Regions from separate parts of the Homo sapiens genome. Here region 2 is linked to region 1. Evidence: chromatin loops called from intact Hi-C (ENCODE). Cell type or tissue: Caco-2. All regions are shown on one strand. Each heading gives the region's core, and the rest is flanking DNA. Links, peaks and the distances in the headings are about the cores only.

Evidence for each region. Peaks named below come from ENCODE experiments on the same cell type or tissue, not always from the same donor. Only the 100,000 strongest peaks of a DNase experiment are listed, where the experiment ranks them.
Region 2: it touches region 1 in a loop (26-fold over the local background); 1 of 110 quality-filtered maps calls a loop at or near these places.

What each region holds. Positions count from the first base shown.
Region 1 is chr15:31,020,223-31,028,974 of GRCh38, reverse strand. TRPM1 (transient receptor potential cation channel subfamily M member 1) reads left to right here. Exons shown (of 28, transcript NM_001252024.2): 25 at 499-643; 26 at 1,858-2,060; 27 at 2,704-2,836. It overlaps TRPM1-AS1 (TRPM1 antisense RNA 1), which reads right to left and starts at 2,103. Exons shown (of 5, transcript XR_932056.2): 1 at 1,864-2,103. RefSeq lists enhancers at 1,895-3,094, 4,275-4,569. In Caco-2, for the core only: no CTCF peak of the experiment used is centred there; DNase peaks (open chromatin) are centred at 3,864 and 4,424; H3K4me3 peaks cover 194 bases.
Region 2 is chr15:31,215,502-31,224,253 of GRCh38, reverse strand. LINC02352 (long intergenic non-protein coding RNA 2352) reads right to left here and starts at 8,233. Exons shown (of 2, transcript NR_135834.1): 1 at 8,217-8,233; 2 at 1-259. It overlaps LINC03034 (long intergenic non-protein coding RNA 3034), which reads left to right. Exons shown (of 4, transcript NR_171016.1): 3 at 542-783; 4 at 918-1,487. LOC124903454 (a long non-coding RNA gene) reads right to left here and starts at 7,940. Exons shown (of 2, transcript XR_007064556.1): 1 at 7,125-7,940; 2 at 4,728-4,965. In Caco-2, for the core only: CTCF peaks have their summits at 8,484 and 8,684 (motif pointing left); DNase peaks (open chromatin) are centred at 7,793, 8,282 and 8,653; H3K4me3 peaks cover 1,268 bases.

The DNA of each region.
Region 1 (8,752 bases), core at 1-8,000:
TGATGTTAAATAATTAGAAGCCACAATGACTTTCAAATGGATAACGATAAAGGGAAAAAACATAAAGATACATTTGTCTGCTTAAAAATGAAGACTTTTATATTTGAAAGCCACAATAAAGAAATGGGAAAATGTTTAGAAATATGACAAATAATGACTATCTCTGAGCGCAGATATGAGTTTCTGACTTTTTTCTTTGTGTGAGTTGTTTTTTTTTTGAGACAACTGGGAGTCTCGCTCAGTCACCCAGGCTGGAGTACAGTGGCTCGATCTCGGCTCACTGCAAGCTCTGCCTCCCGGGTTCACGCCATTCTCCTGCCTCAGACTCCCGAGTAGCTGGGGCTACAGAGTTTATTTTTTCCCATGGAAAAAATATTGCTTATGAAATAAGAAAGAATCATATTAAAAAAGAAATAGGTATTGAAAAACATATGTAAGAGATATTTATCCTTTTCATTATATGTAAAAAGCAAAGACAAAACTATTTTTTTCTTTCAGCTCCTTGTGGTGAGAACCTATATGATGAGGAGGGCAAGCGGCTTCCTCCCTGTATCCCCGGCGCCTGGCTCACTCCAGCACTCATGGCGTGCTATCTACTGGTCGCCAACATCCTGCTGGTGAACCTGCTGATTGCTGTGTTCAAGTACGTGTCACAGCCGATGACCACATGCTTATTATTTATTACTGTACAGATTTTCCATTTAATCTCAGAACGCTCCCAAGATACCAATATATTTGCAGATAATTTCATTAGGGTTTTTAAGTAGATCCAATTTTTGCAGTCTCTTTGTTCAAACTTAATCAGTCTTAATGTATTCATAAATCAAGAGTTGACACTTAAATACATTTAAATTTAATCTTGGTTAGTATTTTAACACTTTAGCATGTATTTTAATCTAATGAAAATATTTTCTTAGATGAAAGTCTCCTGGGGTACAGAATATTTGATTAAGTCATGCTTTTTATTCATCAGCAGAGGTGGAAAAGGCAATATGAGTTTCATAAGCTGTTACAATTACTGTAATACTAGTAAAGCATTTTTTTCTGATCATTTATAGAATACAAGATAAAATGGCCTAAGAAAAAAATGGCTTAAAGGGTTAAATCGAGTTTCTTATAAAACCTGCCTATTTGGCATGTTGTGTTGAGTATGTTGACCATGCTCAATAAATATTGAAAAAAATGATTTTAGCTTCTAAGATGAAAAATATAGAGGGAAAAATCCTTCACAGAAATATGCAATCTTAGAATTGAACAGGGCATTGGAGAAAACCTGGTCCAAACTTCTGGCTTGAGAGATGAGAAAACTAAGGTCAGGGAAGGTAACTGGTTTTCCTAAGGTCCCAGTATTGGTAGACAATGAAATCATGCACTTACTGCTTCCTGTTGGAAGCTAAAATAAGACAAAGATTGTACCTACCCCATGTCCAAAATAACGAACCTTCAATCAAATAAGTTCAATAACTAATTAATTCAGTTGAAAAAAAAGTAGTCATCTACTTGTTAGACAGAATTGAAAGTTTAAACATGTGAAAGCATTTAGTTAAATGGCTTATACCGCTACACATAGGAAATTAAATTTCCTGAGTATATGAGTAGATTGTGGTGTGGTTTTTCAAGAAAGCAGTACATAGCAATTTATTACACTTAGCTATTTATGAATACAATGTCCTTAAGCACAGATAATCCACATTGATGGATAAACCAAAAGATTGGATAATCAAGGAATCAGTACTAAAGGGCACTAAAAGGCCATCTCATTGAGTATTTTCACTTAAATGTGAGTAACTTTGACTGCTCTGGGAAATCACTATAAAAAGTAATATAACTAACTGTAAAAATGTCTTCTTTTTAAAGCAATACCTTCTTTGAAGTAAAATCAATATCCAACCAGGTGTGGAAGTTCCAGCGATATCAGCTGATTATGACATTTCATGACAGGCCAGTCCTGCCCCCACCGATGATCATTTTAAGCCACATCTACATCATCATTATGCGTCTCAGCGGCCGCTGCAGGAAAAAGAGAGAAGGGGACCAAGAGGAACGGGATCGTGGATTGAGTATGTGCAGGGCTCTTCATTTCTAAGTTGGGCTGATTTCAAAATAGTGTTCAAATTGGACATCCTCACAGAAATCTCACTCAACTACTTGCTCGTGTGAAAAGCACCACACTCAGTCCAACTGCTGTTCTTTTCAAAAGGCTTCTCATTTTGTACCCATTTTATTCTAGTTTCGTTAATTTGTTAGTAATTAATATTAGGAAAGCCAGCTCATAGAGACCAGAAGTTGAGCTAATTCTCTAAAATAACTCTACTCTGTAAATTTCTATATAAATTCAATGCTCCTTTCAAAACGTCTTAATTTGTTGCATCTAAAGAAAATGAGAAAATAATGCTATACGTTTGACTCTATTCATAAAAATAAGTGCAAAAAGTTTTCCAGGAAATATTACTTGGCTTTACTTTCCCAGTAAATGTAATTTTGTTTTTTATGTTTAAAAGCGGGCCGTTTGGCTCCAACTGATAGAGGGTTGGGGCGTATGACAACCCCTTTTTAGATAAAAATCAATTGGAGTAGTGGCGAACTGCCTTAGGAGTGGCGGAGAAGAGAGCTTAATTAAAGTGGGGCTGTGAAATTCTCATTGACGCCACGAAACTGATTCTTCTTGTTTTTCACGTGGCCGACACTTCTCCCTTCACACAGAGCTCTTCCTTAGCGACGAGGAGCTAAAGAGGCTGCATGAGTTCGAGGAGCAGTGCGTGCAGGAGCACTTCCGGGAGAAGGAGGATGAGCAGCAGTCGTCCAGCGACGAGCGCATCCGGGTCACTTCTGAAAGGTACGTGTAGCGTCCCCACCGCGGGCCCGTGAGCCAAGGGTTTGCTGACTCGGGCGCCCCACTCTATGGGGGATGCCAGAGTTCATTTAAACATGCACTCCGAGTTCTCCTGTTTTATTTAAACTTTAGGTTTTAACGTGGTTCCCACGAAATAGTGAGAAAGTTACTAGGTAATAACTGTGCATTGGATATAGAAGGGAATGACATTTATTTATCCTGGGCCGAAAGAAAACCTAACAGTTGACTACCTTCACCCCCTACCCCAAAGTGGGGGTGTTTCCGCAAGGTTAATGGAAGCTACAGAAAGCCATCCTTCTCCCAGCTCTTGTTCCTAACTTCCCTTTGCGAGCATGGTCCTCCCCAGGGGACTGCCCTCCTCATCCGGCCTAGCTGCTTGCTGCACCTTGGCAACACCTTTCCCAGCCTCACAGGGCAGAGGAAAAGGCTCCCTCCTGGGGCTCCCCTGAGAGTGGGAACTGGGAGGGGTGGGGTGCAGGGTGGGGGGTGAGGTGTCTGGCCCCATGAGGGTGGGATCCGCTAAACTAGGGCAGGGTGTGTCTTTCAGACACCTTCACATCCGCAGTACCCAGCAAGGTCAGCCTAATCTCCGCGGTGATGCTTAATAAATGCAGAGTGAATGAATGCAGGATGTGTGAACCAGTGAATGAGTAAATGAAGTCAGGTCGCGAGGTACAGAAATGGTGACATTTTCCAAACTTCGTAGTATTGCTCTACCCTAAGCTAGGAAAGAGCAACTGGCAAAGGGTAGACAGGAGCAATGGACCTTCACTGTCTGCACTTTTTATCACGTAAGTTTTGAGAGCCTTTATCATTTACTAAAAGCATTTTCAGCCTGCTAAAGATCTTGGTGACTGATAACACGCTGTTCCAAAGGGTTTCACTAACAACGTGGCCAGAAGGATGAGCTCAGAGGAGCCATGCCTAGCTCTGCTTTCTATCCTTGAGTACACAGAATTAAAGTTTCCTAACAGACACATTGAGAGCCATAAAAACAGGGTGGGACTTCAAAAAGATATTGCAGCTGACAGTTCCCAAACAATTACAACAGAATTCACAGATGCACCTTAGGTCTCCCTGGTGCATGTTGAGGCCAGTGAACTCTGCCCCAGCCCACAGGAGGGGAGATGGCAACTGTGGGTCCCTGGCCTCGGTTCCCTCCTAGACCCAGTCACCTTGTGACCCAACCAAATCCAACCAGCTAAACTCTAGGGTTACCTGCACCACCTTTCTTCCTTACCAAGGTGAATTTTTAATAAAACTTTGAAATGTTTCTTTGATGCTTTAACAGTAATTGCTAAACTTTCAAGGTATAAAAATTATTTCTTCATGAGAAAGTTAAGGTACCCCATGTAATCCAATTTCCACTTTTTAGTTAGACATTAACTTGAACGTAATTTTAACCAGTCATTTACAATGGAGATTGTGTTTTGTTTTGCTCTGCCTCCCCCTCTCCCTTCCCCGGCATTCCTTGGATTTTTACCATTCTTGGACCAAAGCTGCAAGAGTGTGGTTATCAGGTCACTACCAAATTGCATTTTTCTCTGGGGGCTCTGTGCACACGTAATAGGGATGAAAGTGTGTAGGGCAGAGAAAACATGCTGCTTCCTGTTTCCCTCGGCTGAGATCCCAGGAGCGATGGGAGCACATTCTTGCCCCTCCATTTCCCTTGGCCTTGTCAGGCTGACTCACAGGTGAATGCCCAAGACAGAAAGAGGAGAAGGCTTGAGGAGAAGGGAGTTTTCCTTCCCTCTTAGCCAAGCCAGCTGAGAAGCAAGGGATAAGGTGGGAGGATGGAAATAAAAGTAGCTATTTGGGCACCTGTGACTACTTTAAAAATCACACTTGAAGTACTCAAGCATTTCTGCCATTTCTTTAATATTCTTTCTATATAAAATTAGTTTTATTTTCTGCATCACCATTTCCCATTTGATGATTTTCCTGCTCTTCTCTCGGTCGTGTCTTCGCCAGCACTATTCAGTCTGTAGGGTCTGGTTAGGAGCATGTCAGCCCCTGCCTTGTCTCCCTGTTGTCTTGGTAGCTTTCAGAGCTGAGCTACCAATTCTCATGACTCAGTTTTACAGGCGTGTTCACACAGGATGGGTACCCATTAATCATTCTCCTCCACGCAGGGTGCTTTTAGTGCTTCTGTGCAGAAACCAAATTCATGGTTCTCTCCTAATGTTTGGAAATTTACCTATAAAATGCTAACAATTTAACCATTTATTTTTTCTCAAAAAGTTCCAACATTTTGTAAGATCCAACATTCAGTCCTGCAATGAGATTTGCAATACGATTCAGCATTGATTGACACAACACTGGGTCAGTCCTACCAACCACGCCCACTTAGATGTCATAGGGGCCCTGCTCTCAGGGTTCTCCTCCCAAACTTGCACTCCAGTCTCTGTGAATGGCATCGCCATTAAGCTCAGTTAGCAAACTGGCAAATCATTGTGGCACCTCCCTCTTCTTCACTAACAATCATCAAGTTCTGTTTACTTCCCCTCGTGAATACATCCTGATCCACTTATTTTTTTCATCCCTACCCCAACGCACCTAGTACAGGCTTCCATCATTTTCCACTTCCATTCCTGTAGCTGCCCCTACCTGAGCTCTCCATATTTGTTTCTGCTGTTTCAATCCATGTTGCACTGTCAGCTCTCATGGGGTCCTGTTCCCTCCTGCACTGGCTTTCCTGAAAAACCCTCTGTGGCCCCCACTGTCCTCAGGCCTGCAAGGCCCTGCCCTCTCTCTGGCTTTGCCATGCACTATCTTCTCCTTCATGCTCTGTATTCCATTTCTCTTTCATTTCCTCAAAGCACTGCTTCCTTCCTGCCACAGGGGCTCTGCATGGGCTGTGCCCTCTGTCTGATGCACCTCACCCTCCTTCCCTGCTCCTCTTCCTTGGATCTCTGCCCAAATGCCAATTCCTTATGGAAAACTTCACCACCTCACACCTTAGACTAGGTCAGGACCCTCAGGCCTTAAGCTGCATGAAGGCAGGGCCATGTCTGGGTTTGGTCCACCATGATATACCTAGAGCCTGCACATATCCACATAGTAGGAGCCAGACTTTTGTTTCTGTTTTTGTTTTTGTTTTTGTTTTTGAGACAAGGTCTCGCTCTGTGCCCAGTGCAGTGGCACAATCAGGTCTCACCACAGCCTCAACCTCCTGGACTCAAGCGAGCCTTCTGCATCAGCCTCTGAAGTAGCTGGGAATACATGTATGTGCCACCACGCCCAGCTAATTTTTTTTATTTTTTATTTTAGTAGAGAGGAAGTCTCACTGTGTTGCCCAGGCAGGTCTCAAACTCCTGGCCTCAGCAATCCTGCCTCAGCCTCGAGATTTTTTTGAACGAATGGATGACTTAAAAGCTTTTCTCCTGATTCGAATATAAATTTCTATCCCATCCTTAATGAGTTCCCTCATGGAATATCAAAAAGGAAACCAGCTATGCTCCCTCCAGGTTCAAGACACTGGTTTTACTATAAGGAAGTAGGAGCAGACTCAAGAGCCAAAGGATTGTGCCACAGGAAGGATAACAAGTGTTGGTGTTGGCACCATCTTTTTGCTCAAAGGGATAACATCAAAGAGCCATGAGGGCTGGTGGGATAAGAACATTTTATAAACAACTCCTTTTTTATTATTATTTGTAGAAACAGGGTCTCACTATGTTGCCCAGGCTGATCTCAAACTCCTGGGCTCAAGCTATCCTCCTGCCTCAGCCTTCCAAAATGCTGGGATTACAGGCATGGGCCACCATGTCTGGTCAACTTCTGGCAGCATGGCCAAAGTAGACCTCGTCAACCCATGTGTTCTGTCCTCATTGCTCCAGGAGAATATTTGGCAACATGAGTCCTTATCATTGGGAGATTTGAGGCTATCTGTGTCTTCTGCACATCCACTACGGAGCACACTGTTCTCTTTGTGGTTCAGCATCCCTTATCACAGGTTCACAGGTTCAAGAGCAATTGGGCTAGAAAGAATCTTTCCTGACAAAATTTTGTCAGAGACCCAACTTCCTTTTCTCAATGAGAATTATGTTATCCAGTGTGTTTTCCTTTTTTCCATGGCTTCAAGGAAGCTTAACACCAAACTTAATATTAAATTATCAAATATATTACTATAGGATTTTGAAATATGTGGGGTACGTTGCCTCTTCTCTGCTTTTTTTATATCGTCTACCTCCATTTACATACATTTTATTAATGTCTGACATTTCACAATATGCAGGATATAACTCATAAATTATACATTTTAAGTGTAGTTGGCCTTGTGCTTAAGAAGCTATGGGTCTTAGATGAGCTAAACCTATAATAGCATTTTCTGATTCCCCCAAAACTTTCTGGATTAAGTGGTTTCTTGTCAGATTTGTGGATATGGATTAAAGTGTTTTGTCTTTTTTTTTTTTTTTTTTAATTCTAGAGACAGGGTACTGCTTTGTTGCCCAGGCTGGAGTACAGTGGGATGATCATAGCTCACTACAGCCTCCAGTTCCTGGGCTCAAGTGAGTCTACTGCCTCAGCTTCCTGAGTAGCTGAGGCTACAGGCGTGCACCACCACACCCAGCTAATTTTTGCATATTTTGTAGATACAGGATCTCACTATGTTGCCCAGGCTGGTCTGGAACTCCTGGCCTCAAGCGGTCCTCCCGCCTTAGCCTCCCAAAGTGCTGGGATTACAGGCATGAGACATCATGCCCCATCCTGGATTGCCTGCAGGCTTGATGGGAAATCAGCAATTTGTGGCTTTGAAATCTTTTTATTTGGCATCCTCTTCCCATGTGACCAGAAAGAGAAATGGCTGGTAATGGAGACCTACCTAGAAGAAACAAGATAGTAACTAGAGGAACTGAAAGAGAGATCAGTCTTAGGAAGGAGGTGGGGGATTCTTTGCATGTAGAGAAGGTTGTAGAACGGCAAATGCGCAGTGATGGGGAAGACATTTGGGGATGATCCTGTCTGAATACCTTAATCTTCTAAATTCATAGGGTTCAAGGTTGCTTGGATAATAGGAAGGAGATGGCTTAAATGTTGAAATTTTGATGTGCCAGTGGATGACACCCTTGTTCCTGATCTGACTTTGAAAGCCAATTCAGAGACAGATGCAGACTTCAGGAGGATAGAGAAAAAAAAATCAGTTTTATTAGTAATAAAAGTTGTACTGGAGGGTGTGGCTTCGTTCTTGCCTACTACTCACCCAGAATTAGGAATACCCACTTAGCCACAGGCAGCACCAGCCACCACAGGCCTCGCTTCCCACAGGCAGAGTTTAGCCTGCGCGCTAAGCCTACCAGAAGACCAAGACAGAGAGACAAGCATGCAGTATCCTGGTCCCCAATCTCCAACCAAATGAGCCGTCCTCCTCCAAAATAAATAAAGGCCTGGAATGAGGTCAGAGCATTACTAATGAAAAGTCCACATACATAGAAAGAAAAACTAGGCATGGGCAAAGTGTACCTCTCCAACAATCAACATCACTGACTTAAAGCCAGTAGGAAGGATTCAAGTCAAGTGAGTTCACTTTTAGGGGGAATATGGCAGGAAAGGAGATAACCAGGATTGCTTGGCAGGAATAACAAAGATGCAAGTTAAATTAGATAACATGGCTTTGTACTGGGCCAGGTCAGTGTGGTTCCCATGACCTTCATCGGTGACACCGTACAGCCGAAAGGCAGGGATACAGAAAGACAACTGTACATACGGCATGGATGCTGAAGGAGGCCATGCGCCCAAAAACCAGTCTGTGGAGAGACCTCAAAGATGCTAGTGTTTGCAAATGGCAGCATAAACATACGACATTGCCTCCAGGCACCAAATATCCTTGCTTAGTCCTGGAGTCCTGGTAGCAATAGGTTGGGGGTTAGGGATTGGCACTAACGTGTTGCAAGTAAGGGA
Region 2 (8,752 bases), core at 753-8,752, 190 kb before region 1:
GCGATGACTTCCCTCGAGAAGTGCCAGTCCGCAGGGCAATCTCGAGGTCCTCGTGCGGGTGACCAGCTGCGGCACGGCCAGCACGGCACAGGGAGGGAGGGGCTGTGCTGACCCTCAGGTGTCTCGCGGGGGCCCTTGGCGGTCCCAGCAGAGGGTTTGCCCGTGAGAAGGTCTGGAAGTGCTGCTTCTTACAGGGCTGCCTTCAATTATTTCAGCTGCTCCGAGGTATTTCAAAGTCAGACCAAATAAACATTTGTATCTAAAAAAGGCGAAACAGGGTCATTTGAAATGGAGAAGAAAGCCTTTCCCGTATCCGGAGGGTGTGGCCCGACATTCCGGAGCAGCGGCAAGGGTTCTCTCTGGTTCTGTGCCTGTGCCAGGGCACCTACCCCAGCCCCTGCTTCAGGAGGGAAGTTATTTTCTTTTAAATCAAATGTGTGGCGACCTAAGTTTCCTTTCCCTGATTTGCTCCGTGGTCACCCTGGGCCCCCTGCTGCTGTCAGGTCAACATCTTTAAAGGGCTCTCTGTGCTTTTCCTAAGAAGGGGACCACAACAGACTCGACAGGATCCACCGGTTGGGCCCAAGGCAGGAGGAAGGGCGGCGCCCCCAAACTCCCAGGACGCCTGCAGCACCCCCCACGCGCCGCTCTCCGCCTCTGGGGAGCATCCTGCCACCCCCCGACACACACACCCCGGCTACATCCCGCCTTCTCACGCTTGGTCAGGCGCTCTGGAGATGTCGGAGATCCAGGCTTTTCCTAAAGAGTCAGGATTGGAAGGCGGTGAGGGCATCAGGTTTTTTTTCTTCTCTTTTCTTCTAGCAATTACGCCCCCGTGGCTAAATTAAACTCCCATTGGCTAAATTAGGCTCGAAGAGAGGGGCACCTGCTGCTAAGCTGTGTATGTTGTCCCCTAGGACTCCCACCGTTTGCTGAGCTCCACATGACAACAGCAGACGACAGGCCGCACTGATCCCACCTGGCTTACAGGTGCTGTCACACAGGTACGCCTTCTTGTGAATCATCAGTCACCATTTGCCCCTCGCAGCAACCCTGTCTTGGAGGAAGGTCCTTGCCGACACCCGCCTCTCCCCACCCTTAGGCTCCCTTGCTCCTTCATTCAACCATTGTTTACATGTCGTTCAGGACTGCTGACTAAACACTTTCAAGCACAGTGGACCCTTGAACAACGCAGGTTCAAACTGTGCAGGTCCACCCACAGGGATGTTTTTCAATCAGAGTTATACCAAGTGTCCCTGCCTCTCCTGCCTCCCTTCCCACTTCCTCCATGTCTTCCTCTCTGCCACCCTGAGGCAGCAAGACCAGCCCCTCCTCCTCAGCCACTCAACATGAAGACAACGAGGATGAAGACTTCTATGATAATCCACTTCCACTTAGTAAATGCTTTCTCTTATGATATTCTTAATGACATTTTATTTTCCCAAGCTTAGTTTATTGTAAGAATACAGTATAAATACACATACAAAGTACGTGTTAACTGATTTTTTAATGTTACCAGTAAGGCTTCCAGTTAACAGTAGGCTATTTATTAGTTAAGTTTGGAGGGAGCCTGAAGTTATACAAGCTCTGACTGCGTGAGGGGTTGGCTCTCCAACCCTCACATTGTTCAAGGCTCAACTGCACCTCTCCTACCTATCTCCCCCACCCTCTGATGTAGTAGGATAAATATAAAAACACTTAGAAATCCTTGAAAACCAGGAAAAATGCCACCAACAGACTAGAACATTGGAGAATTTCTGGAAGATATAAAGCGGAGGAGATCAGATTCGTGGTGAAACGCAATAGAGCCAATGGCCTGCAGGTGGGAGACCATTTCAAGTCTGGAAATGGGGTAGGGTGGGGGCAGTGGAGAAGGAATGAGTCATGGAGCTTGGATACGGTAATCACACAAACGGCTACCCAGGTGGCTGAGGCAGTGTCCTGCCTGTCCCCAGGGTAAAGTCTGAGTGCAGCATTCAGACTGAAGACAAAGATGCACCGGGAGCCTCCAGAGCCAACACTGGCCCAAAGAGAGAAGCAGGGGCCCGCCCAGGTGACTGCCAGGCACTGTCAGCCACACTGACAGGGAGAGCGGCCCAGATGAGAGGCCCAGGAAGGCACTCTGCCTTTGCAACGTCCTGGCCTGTCTCCATGACCACAGGTGCCCAGTGGTGCCAGGGTTGCCAGACAGTGGTGGTTTAGTTGTGTGCAAGAACTACTCTGCACAGCAAGAATGATTGGTTGAGACTGACAGATCGCAAACACACTGCATTCAGGAACCCTTCACCCTCTCTTAGAAATGGCTGAGGGTCTCAGCGGGCTTTCATTCATATGAGTTTATCTATCAATATTTACGGTAGTAGAAGTTCAAGTGAAAAATAAATAAATATTCATTTATCTTAAAATAATAATGGCATGTTAACATAAATAACACTTATACATGCTGGGTGTGGTGGCTCACGCCTGTAATCCCAGCACTTTGGGAGGCCGAGGCGGGCGAGTCACCTGAGGTCGGGAGTTTGAGACCAGCCTGACCAACATGGTGAAACCCCATCTTTACCAAAAATACAAAAAATTAGCCAGGTGTGGTGGTGCGTGGCTGTAATCCCAGCTACTCAGGAGGCTGAGACAGGAGAACCGCTTGAACCCGGGAGGCAGAGGTTGCAGTGAGTTGAGATGGTGCCACTGCATTGCAGCCCGGGCAACAAGAGTGAAACTCTGTCTCAAAACAAAACAAACAAAACAAAAAAACTCCCCAATGTCTGGCTTAATAGCTGGATTTTCTTTTTTGTTGTTGTATTTTTTTATTTTTATGTATTTATGCATTTAATTTTTATGTATTCATATGTATTTAATTTTTTAAATTTATTTATTGAGACAGAGTCTCACTCTGACACCCAGGCTGCAATGCAGTGGCACAATCTTGGCTCACTGCAACCTCTGCCTCCCAGTTCAAGCAATCCTCCTGCCTCGGCCTCCCAAGTAGCTGGGATTACAGGAATGCACCACCACGCCTAGCTTTTTTTTTTTTTTTTTTTGTATTTTTAGTAGAGATGGCGTTTCACCATGTTGGCCAGGCTGGTCTCAAACTCCTGACCTCAAGTGGTCTGTCTGCCTCAGCCTCCCAAAGTGTTGAGATTACAGGCAGGAGCCGCCATGCCCAGCCAACAGCTGGATTTTCATACCTCCTTCTTTCAAGCTATAGTGATAACACACATCATGTAGACTCTGGAAAACTCCACTGAACACCCATTTGTATATGTGCTGCTGAAGTGAGCACCTGAACACCCATTAGGAAAAACAAGTCTTTTTTATTCCTATTAAATAGTTTTGGCTTTGCAGACACCCAGAAAGAGTCTTAAGAACCCTTAGGGGTCCATGGATCTCACTTTGAAAACCACTCTCTGGACGTTCATTTACAAATGGGATCAGACAATCAAAAATCCCCAGACATTTGAAGGAAACCAACAGCCTGCAGAAGAAGTAGACAGAACGCTGGAGAAAACAGGATAATAATGCAGGAATCAGAAGAAGACATTAAAATCAGCATAATTCATATCCTTTGAAAGGTTCAATAAAATATAACAACCAGTTAGATGGCAAGTGGGCACAGAGCAAATACACAAAAATCAATACTTTCCATAGATACCATTAAATAATCAATAGGAGAGGACATTTGCAATACCAACAACAATCATAAATAATCTAGGCATAGGCATAACCAAAATTCTGGAGAACCTACATGAAGAAAAATGTTTAATCGTATTAAAGGACATAAATTGAGAGATGTATTATGTTTCCCGTAGGAAGCTTCAATATTGTAAAAGTGGCAATTATTTGAGTTGCTCCGTGAACTGTCCTCTGCATTATACTAGGTTGAGTGGGATTTCTGTCAAGAGTATGCACCAAGAGTCATAACTAATATATCTTGTAGGTCAGCAGTCCCCAGCCTTTTTGGCACCAGGGACCAGTTTCATGGAAGACAATTTTTCCACAGACACAGGCTGAGCGGGGGATGGTTTCAGGGTGAACCTGTTCCACCTCAGATCATCAGGCATTAAGAGTCTTTTAAGGAATGTGCAACCTAGATCCCTCATACGCACAGTTCACAGTAGGGTTTGTGCTCCTATGAGAATCTAATGTCGCTGCTGGTCTGACAGGAGGCGGAGCTCAGGTGGTCATGCTCCCGCGCCTGCTACTCATCTTCTGCTATGTAGCCTGGTTCTTAACAAACCACAGACAGGGAATAGTCTGCAGCCCCGGGTTTGGGGACCACTGCTCTAGGTTGAAAGCCGCTCCAAATAAAATAAAGAGACAAGTGACTGATTACAAGATGTTTGCAAGATATATAATAGTCAAAAGGTTAATATACTTAATATATAACATTCCTGGAGTCATAACATTTTAAGACAAAGAACCTTAAAATACAGGCAGATAATAGAAGCTAAATGACAAGTATCTACATGCATGAAAACGAATCAACCTCTGAATTAGTTAGGGTAAAGCTCACCTGCTCTAACAAAGAGGCCTGATGATACAGAGGCTAGAAGAATAAACAGATTTGTTTCTGTATTAGGTTCTCCAGAGAACAGAACCAATAGGAGAAACACACACACACACACACATATATATATGATAAGTATGTGTATATTTATCTAATATATATTATAGATCTATATTAGACATTACATAGGCTATATATATACACAGACACACATGCACACACATTTATTTTAAGGAATTTTGAAGAATTTATTTTAGGGAACTGTTGTAAGGGATTCATTTTAAGGAATTGGCTTCTGCGGTTGTGGAGGCTTGGCAAATCCAAAATCTGCAGAGTAAGCCGGTAGGCTGGAGACCGATATTACAAGTTGGAGTTCACAAGCAGTTGGCCAGCAGAATTCCTCCTTGCTCAGAGCAGGTCAGTCTCTTTTCTCTTAAGGTCTTCAACTGATGGGATGAGATCTGCCCACATTGTGGAGAATAATCTGCTTTACTCAAAATCTTCTGATTTAAATGCTAATCTTATCTTAAAAAGTACTTTCACCGGTTGTGGTAGCTCAGGCCTGTAATCCCAGCACTTTGGGAAGCCAAGGTGGGCAGATCACTTCAGGTCAGGAGACCAGCCTGGCCAACATGGTGAAACCCCATCTCTACTAAAAATACAAAAATTAGCCAGGCATGGTGGCACATGCCTGTAATCCCAGCTACTTGGGAGGCTGAGGCACGAGAATCACTTGAACCTGGGAGGTGGAGGTTGCAGTGAGCCAAGATTGTGCCACCGCACTCCAGCCTGGGCAACAGAGTGAGACTGTCTCAATCAATCAATCAATTAATCAATACCTTCATAAAAACATCTAGAATAGTGTCTAATCAAATATCTGAGCGATGTAGCCAGATATTTAAGTTAACACATAAAATGTGCCATCCCTCTTTCTTTCTCAGGTTATGGATCTGAGCTGAGCAGCAGCTCTGCTCCTCCTGGTCCCCCCAAACCCCAGGACCCTTCTCTCCTGCTGCTCGCCTCCCCTTGGGCACTGCCACAGCCAGATTCTAGGCAGCTTGGAGGCCGAGGTACAGAAGAGGCTCCTATCACAGGCCTGCTCTTACTCTGTCACTGAGAACTTGGTCCTGTGGACAAGCCTAACTGTAAAGCAGGCTGGAATTGTAGTTGAGCTCAGCAGCTGCTGCCCAGCCACAGATCTGTTGGGTTGGAAGAAAAGGAACATGGATTGTTTTTTCCCTTTAGTGGAGGTGAGGTCTTGCTATGTTGCCCAGGTTGGCTTGAATTCCTGAGTTCAAGCGATCTTCCTACCTTAGCCTCCCAAAGTGCTAGGATTACAGGCATGAGCAAACCAAGAAGTCTCTACCCAACCTCCCTGTTAAAAAGGAAATGTAAACTAAATCCATGAACTACTTTCTTTTTTTTTGCTTATCAGATTGGCAAAAATTAAAAGTTTGTAATCAGTTGTATGTATCAGACAGGAGGGTTCTTAACCCATAGTAACAACTACAGAAAAAGATCTTATTTTGGAGGGCACTCCGAATCTTGAGGATGCAGGAGGAACAGGCTTGGAAAATGAGCAGGTGTCAAGAGGCCTCCCTAGGTCAATGGCAGAAGCAGGCTTGCTTGGACACTTTGGCCATGGGACATGATGCCACAGCTGGACAGAGTCATGGCCAGGCAATGCCACTAGCACCCCCATTGGACATTCTCTGCCTGTCCCAGGTCTGCAGATGCAGGGCCCTGGGGTTCTCTGCCCAAATGTCACCGTGCCCATTACCAGGGCCATCTGGGCCTGTTGAAGCTTCCCTCTTCCTCACTCTATGACCTGAAGGGGATGGAGGGTCCTTTTCTGGTGGGGTGGGGGTGGGGGTTGGGGAGGTGGAGGTCCAGTATGGAGCTTGAACCGGCAGGCTGGTGTAAGGTCCCCACTCTTTTGGAGGGTTTTACTAATGTCTCTAGGAATCTCAAACACACGGCCAGGCGCGGTGGCTCACGCTTGTAATCCCAGAACTTTGGGAGGCCGAGGCGGGTGGATCACAATGTGAGGAGTTCAAGACCAGCCTGGCCAACACAGTGAAACCCTATCTCTACTTAAAATACAAAAATCAGCTGGGCATAGTGGCAGGCCTGTAATCCCAGATATTTGGGAGGCTGAGGCAGGAGAACCGCTTGAACCCAGGAGGCGGAGGTTGCAGTGAGCTGAGATCGTGCCACTGCACTCCAGCCTGGGCGACAGAGCTAGACTCCATCTCAGAAAAAAAAAGAAAAAAGAAAAATCTCAATGCCACATAGCCAGTAGTTCCTCTTCTAGGAATCTTCCATTGGTTGCAGAAAAGAACATATTCTTAGTGTAAACAGTAATTCATGGAATAATACGCATATAAAAGTGGGAGGCCTCGTTGTTAACCTTATGAGCTCTGGAGTCAGGCTCAAATTCTGACTTCTGTACTTAGTAGCTGTGTGATCCTGGGCAGGCTACTTAACCTCTCTGTGCCTTAGGCGCCTCATCTGAAAAATGCGAGTAATAGTAATAAACTTTACTGAGGTTCGTGGTGATTAAATTAATATTTGCAAAGTGCTCAGAACTAGATCTTGGCATTTGATGAATACTGATTACCCATTAATTCTTTTTATGATATCCTGACCCCGTTTCTTCCATACAAAGCAGGTTAACATGCATCCGTGCATGTTGGTATGTGCCCAGAACTGTACACACGCACCCATTAACAATGGCTGCCTGGAAGTAGGGGTAAGAAGGAAGTGTGAGTATCCATGTCCCTTTGTGATAGATTTATTTGTGAATTACTGTAACTTCCTACATCAGGCACTGACACTTGTGGACAGGTGGGTAGGTAATAGGTAGTAGCTATACACAGGGGTGAACAAGGACCAAGCAGGCAAAGCCCCTGCCCTGGCACAGGGGACTCTTCCAGGTCTAACTCAGGCAGTGTAAGAACGCCCCAAGGGGCCTGGGATGCCCAGGAGCAGGGAAAGGGACTGAGGACCGGCGCTTCCCAGTGCCAGGCCACGGCACTCAGCATTAGCCACCCTGCTCCTGGAGGTTCTGGGGCCAGATGTCCCCCCAAGTACGCACGGTCATTCAGTGAACAAGTGCTCTCATCTGGAAGCGCACACGCCTCCGGCGGGCTGAACTGTGGAGAGGGTCCAGGCTCCACAGCGAACCGCCTCCCAGCAACCGGGCTCGCCCATCGGAGGCAGAGGTCTGGCAGGAAGGGCTGGGAAGGGCGGGGTCGGTGCGGCCTGACCCCTACACCCCTTAGGCCTGGAGGCGGATGTGCACTTCGCCCATTTCAACATTTCCTCCCCGGCTGGCCTCGGCCCAGGAAAGAGGCAGGGGTGCGGTTTCCCTCCGCCTCTCCCTCAGCCCTTCTCTCCCGCACCCCTCCTCCTCCTCCCACCGCTCCTTCCTCTCCTCCTTTCCCGCACCCCTCCTTTCTTTCTCGCTCATCTCTCTGCCCTCCTTGCCCCCTTCTTCTGCCCCTCCCCCTCCGCCTCCCCCTTCCCCTCCGCCTCCCCCTCCCCCTCCCCGGGTCCTCTCCCTCCCGTTCCCCCGCCTTGCCCTCCTCCTCCTCCTCGCGGCCCCCGCCCCGGAAACCTGGCTCGCCCCGGGAGGCTGAGGTGGGGCGCGCGGGGTGGTTCAGGGGCCCATCCTCTCCGCCTCCCGCGCGCCCCGCCCGACGGCTCGCACCTGCTTGGCGGCGGCCGCTGGATTCTCGGCCTCGGGCTGAGGAGGCAGGAGGGAAAGTGGGTCAGCGCGGGGCCGCGGCAGGGCTGCTGTTGTGCTTGGAAAGGGGCCCGGGGTGCCGGAGGCCTCTCCCAGGCGCGGCGGCAGGAGCGCCCGCGCGTGACACTCCAGGCACAAAGGGGCCGGGCCGCCGCCTGCACTGGGGCTCGGGCGTGCGGGGAGAGGCTGTCGGGCGCCGCACGCATGGACTGTGTTCCCCTTCCCGGCCACGGCTCGGGGCGGCGGGGGCCCGGGGCTCTCCTGTCCCCGAGCGATGTCCCCAAGGCCTAACACCGCGAGCCGGAGCTAGCAGGCGCCCACCACGCCCGCTCTTCGTTCGCCCCACCCGGGCTAGGTCTGGGCGGCTCCCTCCTCCGGACGCTGTCCCCGCCGCCCCGCCCTGCCCCCTGGTGTCAGCCACAGGCCTCAGCAGCCTGGCGTCCTCCTCCTGGGAGCATTTTTCTGACACCTCTGGGGGACCCGGTCCCCTGACCCCTACG